Linked DNA regions of Homo sapiens: all the other regions are linked to region 1. Evidence: chromatin contacts called from ENCODE Hi-C data. All regions are on one chromosome and are shown on one strand. Each heading gives the region's core, a stretch centred on a gene start or an enhancer-like site at or near the end of the contact. The rest is flanking DNA. Distances are from core to core; before and after follow the strand shown.

The links. A loop is a pair of places that touch in the nucleus more often than their neighbours do. Pooled maps may share reads with other maps.
Region 2: a loop to region 1 is called in a pooled map, with 4 times the contacts of the local background. The contact joins the promoter of KRTAP19-8 here to the enhancer-like site in region 1. A Hi-C loop is called at or near these places in 3 of 37 single-sample maps with no recorded cell type and 2 of 50 pooled maps.
Region 3: a map with no recorded cell type shows a loop between it and region 1 (32-fold over the local background). The contact joins two enhancer-like sites. A Hi-C loop is called at or near these places in 11 of 37 single-sample maps with no recorded cell type and 5 of 50 pooled maps.

What each region holds. Positions count from the first base shown.
Region 1 is chr21:31,508,079-31,511,614 of GRCh38, reverse strand. It overlaps a transcript of TIAM1 not described here. Among named protein-coding and RNA genes, the nearest start is that of TIAM1-AS1, 49 kb to the left of the region's middle. RefSeq lists a silencer at 1,755-1,814. Within about 2 kb of position 1,799, at least 3 of the 41 ENCODE cell types and tissues checked have a DNase peak (open chromatin) inside an H3K27ac peak, as active enhancers do.
Region 2 is chr21:31,036,590-31,040,125 of GRCh38, reverse strand. KRTAP19-8 (keratin associated protein 19-8) reads left to right here and starts at 1,650. Exons shown (of 1, transcript NM_001099219.1): 1 at 1,650-1,967. The coding sequence starts at 1,683. The coding sequence ends at 1,874. RefSeq lists an enhancer at 771-940.
Region 3 is chr21:31,770,914-31,774,449 of GRCh38, reverse strand. No RefSeq gene overlaps it. Among named protein-coding and RNA genes, the nearest start is that of SCAF4, 41 kb to the right of the region's middle. RefSeq lists an enhancer at 1,337-1,626. Within about 2 kb of position 1,694, at least 3 of the 41 ENCODE cell types and tissues checked have a DNase peak (open chromatin) inside an H3K27ac peak, as active enhancers do.

The sequences.
Region 1 (3,536 bases), core at 550-3,049:
ATCAAACCCATGCATAGCTTGGACTCGGTGCCAGGCATTGATTGCTGCGTAAGTATTGCCTCATGTGATTTTCCTAGCAGGATGAGCTAGATACTATTATTATCATGCCCTTTTTACAGATGAGGAAAACTGAGGCCCTGGGGGTGTGTCTTGGCCAAGGTCAGATGTCTGGTAAGGGACAGACCAAGGTTCTGAACCCAGGCAGTCTGGCCACAGAGTCCGCACTAAGAATTCCTCTGCTAGGCTGTATTGCAAGTCAATTATTGAATTTTATTAGAAGGAAATAGTGTTGACGGAGGCTTTCTATGTATGGCTAAGCGGCCTCAAGAGGTCTGAACCTTTAGTGCCCAGCCAACTGCTCACCCTGGTTTCCTAGGGCTGAGTGTCCTAGGGTTGCCCTAACAAAGTGCCACCAACAGGGTGACTTAGAACAACACAAGTTTATTCTCTCGTTGTTCTGCAGGGCACAAGCCCAGACTCAGGGTGCCCGCGGCATTGGTTCCTCCTGTGATGCTGTGTAGAATCCTTCTTTGCCTTTTCCTAACTTATGGTGCTTCCCAGCAACCTATGGCATTCTTTGACTTGTCTCTCTTCTGTTGCCACATGGCGTTGTCCTATGTGTCTCTGCTTTCAAATGGTTACCTTCACTGTGTGTATCTTTGTGTCTTTTTTCTTCTTGCAAAGACACCAGTCATAGGAACTCAGGGACCACCCTACTCCAATATGTCCTCATCTTAATGAATTACATCTGCAAGACATGATCATAAAAAGTAAACAGTTTTTTTTGTTTTTTTTTTTTTGAGATGGAGTTTCACTCTTGTAGCCCAGGCTGGAGTGTAGTGGCATGATCTCAACTCACTGCAACCTCCGCCTCCTGGGTTCAAGCAATTCTCCCGTCTCAGCCTCCTGAGTAGCTGGGATTACAGGTGCTTGTCACCACGCCCGGCTAATTTTTTGTATTTTTAGTAGAGACGAGGTTTCATCTTGTTGGCCAGACTGGTCTCAAACTCCTGACCTCAGGCAATCCATCCGCCTTGGCCTCCCAAAGTGCTGGGATTACAGGTGTGAGCCCAACAGTTTTCAAATGAGGTCTGTTATGGGCTGAAATGTGTTCCCCCAAAACTTCCTATGTTGAAACTTCATATGTTGAATCCCGAACCCTCATTACGCCAGAATGTGATTGTATTTGGAGACAGGACTTCTAAAGAGATGATGAAGTGCAAATGAGGTCCTTAGGGTGGGCTCTAATCCATCTGACCGTTGTCCTTATGAGTAGAGGAAATTTGGTCATAGAGGCACCAGGGATGTGCACGCACAGAGGAGAGGCTGTGTGAGGACACAGCGAGAAAGAAGGCAGCCATCTGCCAGCCGAGGAGAGGCCTCAGGAGAAACCACCCTGCTGGCCCTTTGGTCGCGGACTCCAGTCTCCAGAACTGTAAGATAATAAGTTGCTGTTGTTCAAACCACCTAGACTCTGGTATTTTGTTATGGCAAGCCTAGCAAACTGATGCAGTTACATTTACGGGTACCCCGGGTTAGGACTTCAGCATATCTTTTTGGGGGATGCACTTCAGAACCATAGCACCAGGCTTTGCTGTCAGGAGGTCCTTTGATGGCTGTGCCTCATAAAAGATGCTAGTTCTGGTCTGGGGTTGTGATTTTCATGTCTTTTCTGCCTGGGCACTAGTACCTCTGCCTGAGATAGATAAACACACTCTCGTGGTGGGGAGGGGCCCAGCGGTAATTGGCTGACTCATCCCTGAAGTTCTGCGGCTCTCCAGGCACGTGGAATTTACTGGTAGAAAGAACTGTCCTTCCAGGTAGGGGGCGCCCCTGAGAGAGAAACATGCAGCCCCGTCTTTGTTGCAAGGGAAGGGCCTCTGACTTTTATCCCTTTTAGAGATGATCTCTGTCTGACAGTGTAGACAAAGCACAGGGCATTGGAACTGTCTTAACTCCCTGCCTCTCTCTCCTCTCTGTGGGTCCTTGATGCCTGCAGGGGACTGAGAGAGGCGTGCCTCGGGAAGGAGATGAGGCATGAGACATGCTATGAAACGGCTGGTTATTTTTACTTCCTGCCTGGGTGTGGGTGTTTGTGTTGACAGTGGCGGAGGAGGTGCAGTGATGAGTGCTGGAACAGTTGGGTGCCCGAGGAGCGGGTGGGAAGTGGCGCCTGTGCCAGGCAGGTGACTTGGTGCTCACATGGCCCTTGAGTGGGTCCTGGGGGCTTTGCAGGACTCCAGGAGAGCTGGGTTTGCACCTCTGCCGGGGGATGTCTGCTTCCTTTTTCCATGTCATATTCAGGAGGCTTCCCCATGCCATGCCTGATCCATCCAACAGGGTGAGACACTCCCAGCTGTAGTAGTGGTTCCCTAAATGGGTGAGTCTCCCTGGGGTGACCTCCCAGTCTCAGCAGGTAGGGTTTGTCGGGTAGTCCTGAAGAACCGTTGTGCAGGGTGCCCTCCATACCCCATAATCTCCACCACGGAGGCACGCAGATACTCCAAATGTATTCAAACATAGATCTCATGGAAAATCAGTGGCCTGCTCTATGACCCAGCTTTAAGACTCATTCCCTCCAGGGGGTCTCACCTCTTGCTGGCTTCTCTAGACATGGGGGTGGAGGCATTTTTGTTCATGACAAGGCATGGGGGAGGGGCAGGTGAGTTCGTAGCACAGCCCAGTTTGCTAAATGTCCTGCAGCAAGTCATATCTTAATACCAATAGTGTGCGCATAGGTCTCCCATGGGGGTGATCAGGAACTGCCCTGTGGGCTAGCTTGAAAAAGACTCCGTGGGAACCTTAGGACCACTTCAACGCTAGGATCTCGGATATAGTCTAAGGGCACACTCACCCTACAGAGTCAGAAGCTGAGACCCAGGTCCACAGGCCAGGATCGAAAGTTGGTTAGAAATTTCAAGATGAGTCTGGGCGCGGTGGTTTATGCCTGTAATCCTAGCACTTTGGGAAGCAGAGGCGGGCAGATCACCTGAGGTCAGGAGTTTGAGACCAGCCTGGCAACATGGAGAAACCCCATCTCTACTGAAAATACAAAATTAGCTGGGTGTGGTGGTGGCTTATGCCTGTAATCCCAGCTACTTAGGAGGCTGAGGCAGGAGAATCGCTTGAACCCGGGAGGCGGAGGTTGCAGTGAGCCGAGATTGTGCCATTGCACTCCATCCTGGGCAACAAGAGCCAAATTCTGTCTCAAAAAAAAAAAAAAAAAAGAAATTTCAATATGAAAACCTAGTTCTTTATTTCTCTATCTCTCTCCTCCCCACTCCAAGGAAAGGTAGAAAAGAATCCAACCTAGGACTACGTTCCACCCTGTAGGGTTTCCTAGGGCTGTGCTAACAGAGTACCATGGAGGGGAAGCGTCAAGCAATGCAAATGTAGTCTCCCACAGTTCAGGAGGCTCGAAGTCCACGACTGAGGTGTGAGCAGGGCCACGTTCACTCTGAAGGCTCTAAGGAAGAACCTGTCCTTCCCTCTTCCAGCTTCTGGTGGCTTCCTCAGTGTGCAGCTGCGTCCTTCCT
Region 2 (3,536 bases), core at 401-2,900, 470 kb after region 1:
CTAAGACAAGAAAGAGTTGGGCTTCAACTTTCCACTTCAAAACTTTTGAACCTATTTTTGTTCTCCCCTCTCAGTTTTACATCTCTTGAACAATCAATGCAACAGGCATCTCCATTGTAATCTCATTGAGAATAAGTGGATGTGACTTTCAGTGTCCACTTGCTAATTTTAGTCCTTTGAGTTCTGGCCCAAAGGAAAGGAACAGACCAATCAGCATATAGATCAAAAATCAAAATGAGAAAGCTCACCAACCGAGAAAGCAAAGGAGCATTTTCATTCTTCTGTTGTGATAATACAATATTTCTTGCTTTTGCCTTTGTTGTACAACATCTATAAAAATGTGATGATGAAAAAAAACAGGTGAAAGTGAATGATTTAGGTTCTAGTCTGGGTTTTGTCACTCACTGGGTGATCTGACCAATCTTCTCCAATTCTGTTTCATCATCTGTAAAGTAAGAGGGTTACACCAGTTCTGATATTATATTATTCTATCTGAAGTGATTATTAATAGTATATAGAATAGTCGTACTGCTTATGTGCTTGAAATTGGTTTTGATACCAATGGCTAAGTAGAAGTGATTCTGACCCTTATCATGAACACTTCAGTGGGCTTCATTCTTCAAAAAGAAAATGTCATATTTAAGTATTTTTAATTTTACATATTTCTGTAAATTGTAGTTTAATTAAGGTTTCCTTAGAGAGCAGAAGATGGAATCCCAGAATTTGGAAAACAGCTTTTTAAAACCTCTTTGCTGATTGTGTTAGGAATTTAGTAAGGCAGAGAGGGCTGCCTGCCTACCTGTGACTGTGGAGTCAGATGGGTAGATCCAGTACTCAGATGTTAATCTCTTTAGAAGATTATTTTTTAAAAAGAAGATTACAAAGATGAAGAATATGGTATCACTTTGCAAAAATCACACCCACGGCTCTTGCCCCTAGTGTTATTTCCTATATAAACATTGAATAATGAAAAAGTCTTGCAGTAAGAGCTAAGAGCTATCAAAAGTTTCATAAACAACATTGAGTTAAAAGGGTAGTAATGTGTAAGGAAACAAAATTTTTCCATTTGGGTTTTTCTCTCTCTCTTAAAAAAATAAATGTGATCCTTTTGTGCTATCAGCTACATTTTGTTGGATTTATACAGTAAGTGTACCTCTTCTATTACTTCACTAACTTAAATAACAAAGATGAAGGGGAAAAACTCATGGGATTGGGAAGGGCAGTTCTTATTTACAGCCATATCTCTAGCTCTGAGCATAGTGCCTGGGATGCATTAGTTGGGCATTAAATATTTGTGCAAGGAATACATTAAGAATTGGATACTGGGAAGGGGCTGTAATGAAAGAACAATTTTAGGTGACAAAATGGGAGCTGATTGCTGCTCTTATGTCTGATTATAGAGCTTTAACTATGATGGTCAAAGCAAGAGGGCTTTGAAGACAGCATAATCATCCTGTGGAATCCAAACTGCACAGAAATCGAATGAAAACATCTTTAATTAGTGTCAGGAATTGTCCTACAGTTTTAAGATGAGTGAGTTTTTTTTCATGCAATTGAATCTACGCCATGAGAAGTCTACCCCACTAATCACTGAGGATGTATAAAAGTCCCAGGGAAGCTGGTGATAGTTGTACTCAGGAAACTTGCCCTTGACCTCCAAACACATCTACAGTTGCTGAACCATGAGCTACTACAGAAGCTATTATGGAGGCCTGGGCTATGGCTATGGAGGCTTTGGTGGCTGGGGCTATGGCTATGGCTGCGGCTATGGCAGCTTCCGCAGGTTGGGCTATGGCTGTGGCTACGGAGGCTATGGATTCAGCTGTTGCCGACCATTATACTACGGAGGATATGGATTCTCTGCCTTCTACTGAAGAGTGAACTCATTCTTTGGATCACTAGAATCTGTCTATCATCCTGACTTAATTCTCCTTTCAGGTCTTTTTACCCCCTCTGTGAATTGCGCAGCCACTTTCTTGATAAACCAGACAAAGCAGCAAAGGGTGCCTTGTGAACTCTTCAAAGTCAAGACTCAATTCTGGCAACAAACACAACAGAATCAGTGGCAGCAGCAAGGGGAGCCCTTCCTGTAGAATGACCTAGAATCCCACCTTTCAAGCTGTGAATCCCTCTCTTCCCTTATTAATATATCAACATGGCACCAACTCTTCTTCTATTTCAATAAACTAATTTTAATAGTAGAGCAAATTTGGTTTAATTTTTTTTTCTGTTTTACTGTGGTAAGAACACTTAACATGAGATCTACCCTCCTAACAACTGTTTGAGTCAACCATACATTATTGTCGACTACAGGTACCATACTGTATAGCTGATCTCTAAGGTCCGTTCACCTTGCCTGACTTAAACTTCATGCCTCTTTGTCAGTAACTGCCTATTTCTCCCTTCACCCAGCCCTTGGTAACTGCCATTCTACTCTTGGATTCTACAAATTTCACTCTTTTGGATGCCTCATGTAAAGTGGAATCGGGCAGTATTTGTCTTTCTGTGGCTGGTATATCTCACTTGGTTTCATTTCTATTGATTCATTTCACAGAACCAGACCCAAGCTTCCAGGATCTGTGTGTGTGTTAATTCACCATTGTATATTCTGTGGTCATGACAATACCTGGCATGTATAAGGCAGTCAAGAATATTTGTGGATTAAGAAACTTGCTCATCAGTGTTATAATATAAAATCATTTTTAATCTGTCCAGTGGTTTGGGGATAATTTGGGGATAATGGTGTTCTTTTATAGCTCTCCACCCTCTTCTCACCCCATTTCCTCTTATACACACACATACTCACACACTCTGGTCAAATATCTCCCACCCTAGGTGGAGTTTATTTTTGCCCCAGCAGCTGACAAAAAACCTCAACAGTAGCACTCCATATGTACACCCTTACAGGGTCAGGCAGAATGCCTTGCATTTTGTCAAGAAGCATAAATGAAAAATTATTTGCTTTCAAGGCAAGCTACAGATATTTGCCACATAACTGGAAAATGTGCACGTCTGGACTTCACCATAAACAACCTAATGTCTATCAACAGTATAATGGAAAAATAAATTGCAGTATAGTCTTACAATGGAATATTACACAGCAATGACAATGGCCAAACTAGAGCTATAGGCAACAACCTGGCTGAACCTCACGATCATAATGTGGAGTGAAAGGACCCAGGCATAGTAGAATAAATACAGTATGAGCCCATTTATTTAAGTTTTTAGACAAGAAAAACGACATTACAGGGTTAGAAGTCAGGATAGTCGTTACCTTTGGGAAGACAGTATTCATGGGAGGACTTGAGGGGGACTTCTGAGGTGCTGGCAATTTTCCATGTTTTGATCTGGAAGTGGTTACATGGAGGTTCTTTCTAAGTTATTAAATTTATGTTGTGTGTATTTTTCAGCATGTTTGTTATATTTCAATTTAAAATGGTCTAAAAATTGATAATATTCCATGATTTCAAAAGTGCCTTCTAGGAGCAGATAATTCAGATAGTTCAAATTTTTTTGAGGACCTACTTTGTATTACA
Region 3 (3,536 bases), core at 445-2,944, 260 kb before region 1:
AAATGCTTTCTTTTCTTTTCTTTCATTTTATTTATTGATTAATTGATTGATACAGTGTCTCTCTCTGTCACCCAGGCTGGAGTGTAGTGGCGCAATCTCAGCTCACTGTAGCCACTACCTTCCAGGATGAAGCCATCCTCCCACCCCAGCCTCCCAAGTAGCTGGGACTACAGACCCATGACATCACTCCTGGCTAATTCATAGAGATGGGGTGTCCTATATTGCCCAAGCTGGTCTTGAACTCCTGGGCTCAAGCAATCTGCCTACTTCAGCCTCCCAAAATGTTGGGATTAAAGATGTGAGCCACCATGCCTGGTGTAAGAAATGGATCTACCAAGTTCAGGCTATTTTGTAATAATTTTCATTGTGTATGTGTGGTTTTTGGTTTTGCTTTTTGCTTTTTGGGTTTGTTTTTTTTTTTTTTTGAGTCAGAGTCTTGCTCTGTTGCCCAGGCTGGAGTCCAGTGACACAATCATAACTCACTGCAACCTCAAACTCCTGGGCTCAAGCAATTCTCCCACCTCAGCCTCCCAAGTAGCTAGGACTACAAGTGTGCACCACCATGCCCAGCTAATTTTTAAATTTTTTTGTAGAAGTTGAGGGGTGGGGGGTTGGGGGGGGGCTCTCACTGTGTTGCTCAGGCTCGTCTTGAACTTCTGGCCTCAAGCAATCCTCCTGCCTTAGCCTCCTGAAGCCCTGAGATAACAAGCATGAGCCACCACACCTGGCTAATTTTTAGTTGTTTAGACTGTCTTGTCCTCAAGGCAACAATCTATTGCAGCTGATTCACGAGGCTCACACCTTTGTAAGTTTTGTGATAATAACTGAGGGCCAGGTTGCAGCCTGAGGCTTCTTGGGTCTGGCTTCCTGTCCTTTCCACAGGTCCTAGGTGCCTCTCCCACCATGCACAAGGCCCTGATCCAGTCCTAGGACAGTTGGCTAAAGAGCCTGTCAGCTAATGCTCAGCCTTTTCCAGCTGTTTACCCCATTTTTCTCATGTGTTGACTAACACTTCCTGCCCCCAAAACCTGTCAGCTCCAAGATGTACTCCACAATCGTTCTGTCTCCCATCTGTCCATCTGGGGCCCAGGGGACACAGCAAGAGTCTCAAAAGGCCCATTTGCATCTCACCCACATCAGTAGAGCAAAAAGGGGGCATTGCTGTAATAAAGAAATAATTGAAGGTAGAAAGTGCTAAAGCAAAAGGGGAAAGGAAGATTATCCAAATGCAACTAAATATAGATTCTACTGTGGGTCATGTTGCTGAGGTGCAGACATTTACAGCAGGTGTTCAGTTTTGCTTAACGCAAGACTCTTTGCAATCATTTTTAAGTAGTACAGTGAAAGGGCCCTTAGGGAAAGAGCTCCCCTTGTTCTCACTTTGCAGATGTAGAGGCCTGAGAAGCAGGGAGGTGAAGTAGTTCACCCACGATCCCACAGCTGCTAAGTGCCAGGGCTAGGACTCCATCCCAGGGCTTGGGACAGTCAAACAGGGCCTCTTTCAACAAGCCCGTATTGTCTCTCAGCAAAGATCTATAAAAAGCTGGATGATAATAAAATAAGCTTATGCAACACTTTTGCCTAATGCAAATTAAGAAATTGATTTCAGGAACAGAAACTTGGGTAGGGTTTGCCCACATACAAACAACACTAAAGAGAAAGTTGACTACTTAAAATAGAAGACACTGTTCTCTCATGTGACTGAAAGGATTATTTCTATTCTGAAAAACTGAGAGGTTGCCTGTCATAAAGTCGTGTCCTCAAATTCAGAAACTTTAAAGTTTAATGCGGCCCAACGCATTGACTCACACCTGTAATTCCAACACTGGGAGTCCAAGGTGGGAGCTTGAGCCCAGAAGTTCGAGACCAGCCTAGGCAACATGGCAAGACACCGTCTCTACAAAAAAAATTTTTTTTAATTAGCTAGGCGTGGTGGCACATGCCTGTAGCCCAAGCTACTTGGGAGGCTAAGGCAGGAGGACCCCTTGAGCCCAAAAAGTCAAGGTTGCAGTAAGCCATGATCACACCACTGCAACCCAGCATGGGTGACAGAGTGAGACCCTGTCTCAAAAATTAAAGTTTAAAAATAAAGTTTTTTAAATAAAAAAAAAAAGTCTGGCCAGGAGCGGTGGCTCACACGTATAATCCTAGCACTTTGCGAGGCCGTGGTGGATGGATCACTTGAGCTTAGGAGTTCAAGACTAGCCTGAGTAACATGGCGAGACCCCATCTCTACAAAAAAATACAAAAAAAATTAGCCAGGCATGGTGGCACACACCTGTAGTCCCAGCTACTCAGGAGGCTGAGTTGGGAGGATCTGACCTCTTGAGTCCTGGAGGTCTAGGCTGCAGTGAGCCAAGATTGCACCACTGCAGTCCAGCCTGGGTGACAAAGTGAGACCCTGTATCAAAAAATATATATACATATATATATAAATGTTTAAAAGCCTAATGTAAGTGTCTCCAGTATACTGTAAGTAAAGTGACTTGTGTTTGTGAATTTAATCACTTGCAAAACACATAGTCATTCTCTCACTTGTCTTTACAATAACTCTGTGAGGAGCTGAGCATCAATCAGTGTCATCATTATCTCCATTCCACAAATAAGGAGATGGCGGCTCAGAGAAACTAAATGAATTCTCAATATCATGCAGCTGAACCTTGAACCTCAGGCTGCTGAATTCTTTTTATAAGGTATGGTAGAAGGGAATTCAAGCTCGAAGTCAGGAAGACGGATATGAGTCCTGACTTGGCCACTTACTTGGTCTCTGTCATTGAACAACTTATTTACCGCACAGAGCCTCAGCTGATGCATCTGTAAAATAGGGAGAATCACACCTGTGTGGTAGCTTTTATGAGTATTCAATGAAGCAATGTATGAAAAGCATCAAGGTCAGTGCCTGGCACAAACCAGGTTCTCAGACAAGTAATCCTTGCTATTGCTGATATATACAGCTTCTATTATACTATTTTGCAGCTTTTCCAGCTAGTCACGGCACAATACATGACTTAAAGACACAAAAGGGAGACTTCCTTTCCTCTGATCTCACTCCCTGATTCACTGGCCTGGCTTCTTATAAAGAAAGGTCTTGGCCTGGTTTAAGCAGAAATTCATTTACCAAAAGAATTAGTTGATGAAGGCCAGGCGCGGTGGTTCACGCCTGTAATCCCAGCACTTTGTGAGGCCGAGGCAGGCAGATCATGAGGTCAGGAGATCGAGACCATCCTGGCTAACATGGTGAAACCCCGTCTCTACTAAAAATACAAAAAATTAGCTGGGCGTGGTGGCGGGCGCCTGTAGTCCCAGCTACTTCGGAGGCTGAGGCAGGAGAATGGCGTGAACCTGGGAGGCGGAGCTTGCAGTGAGCCGACGTGCGCCACTATACTCCAGCCTAGGTGACAGAGCGAGACTCCGTCTCAAAAAAAAAAAAAAAAAAAGAATTAGTTGATGAGGTCACCAGTAAATGTAAAGCATTTCATTTATTCACACAATAAATGTTAATAAAGAGTGTACTATAACCCAAGCTTTAGGGAGAC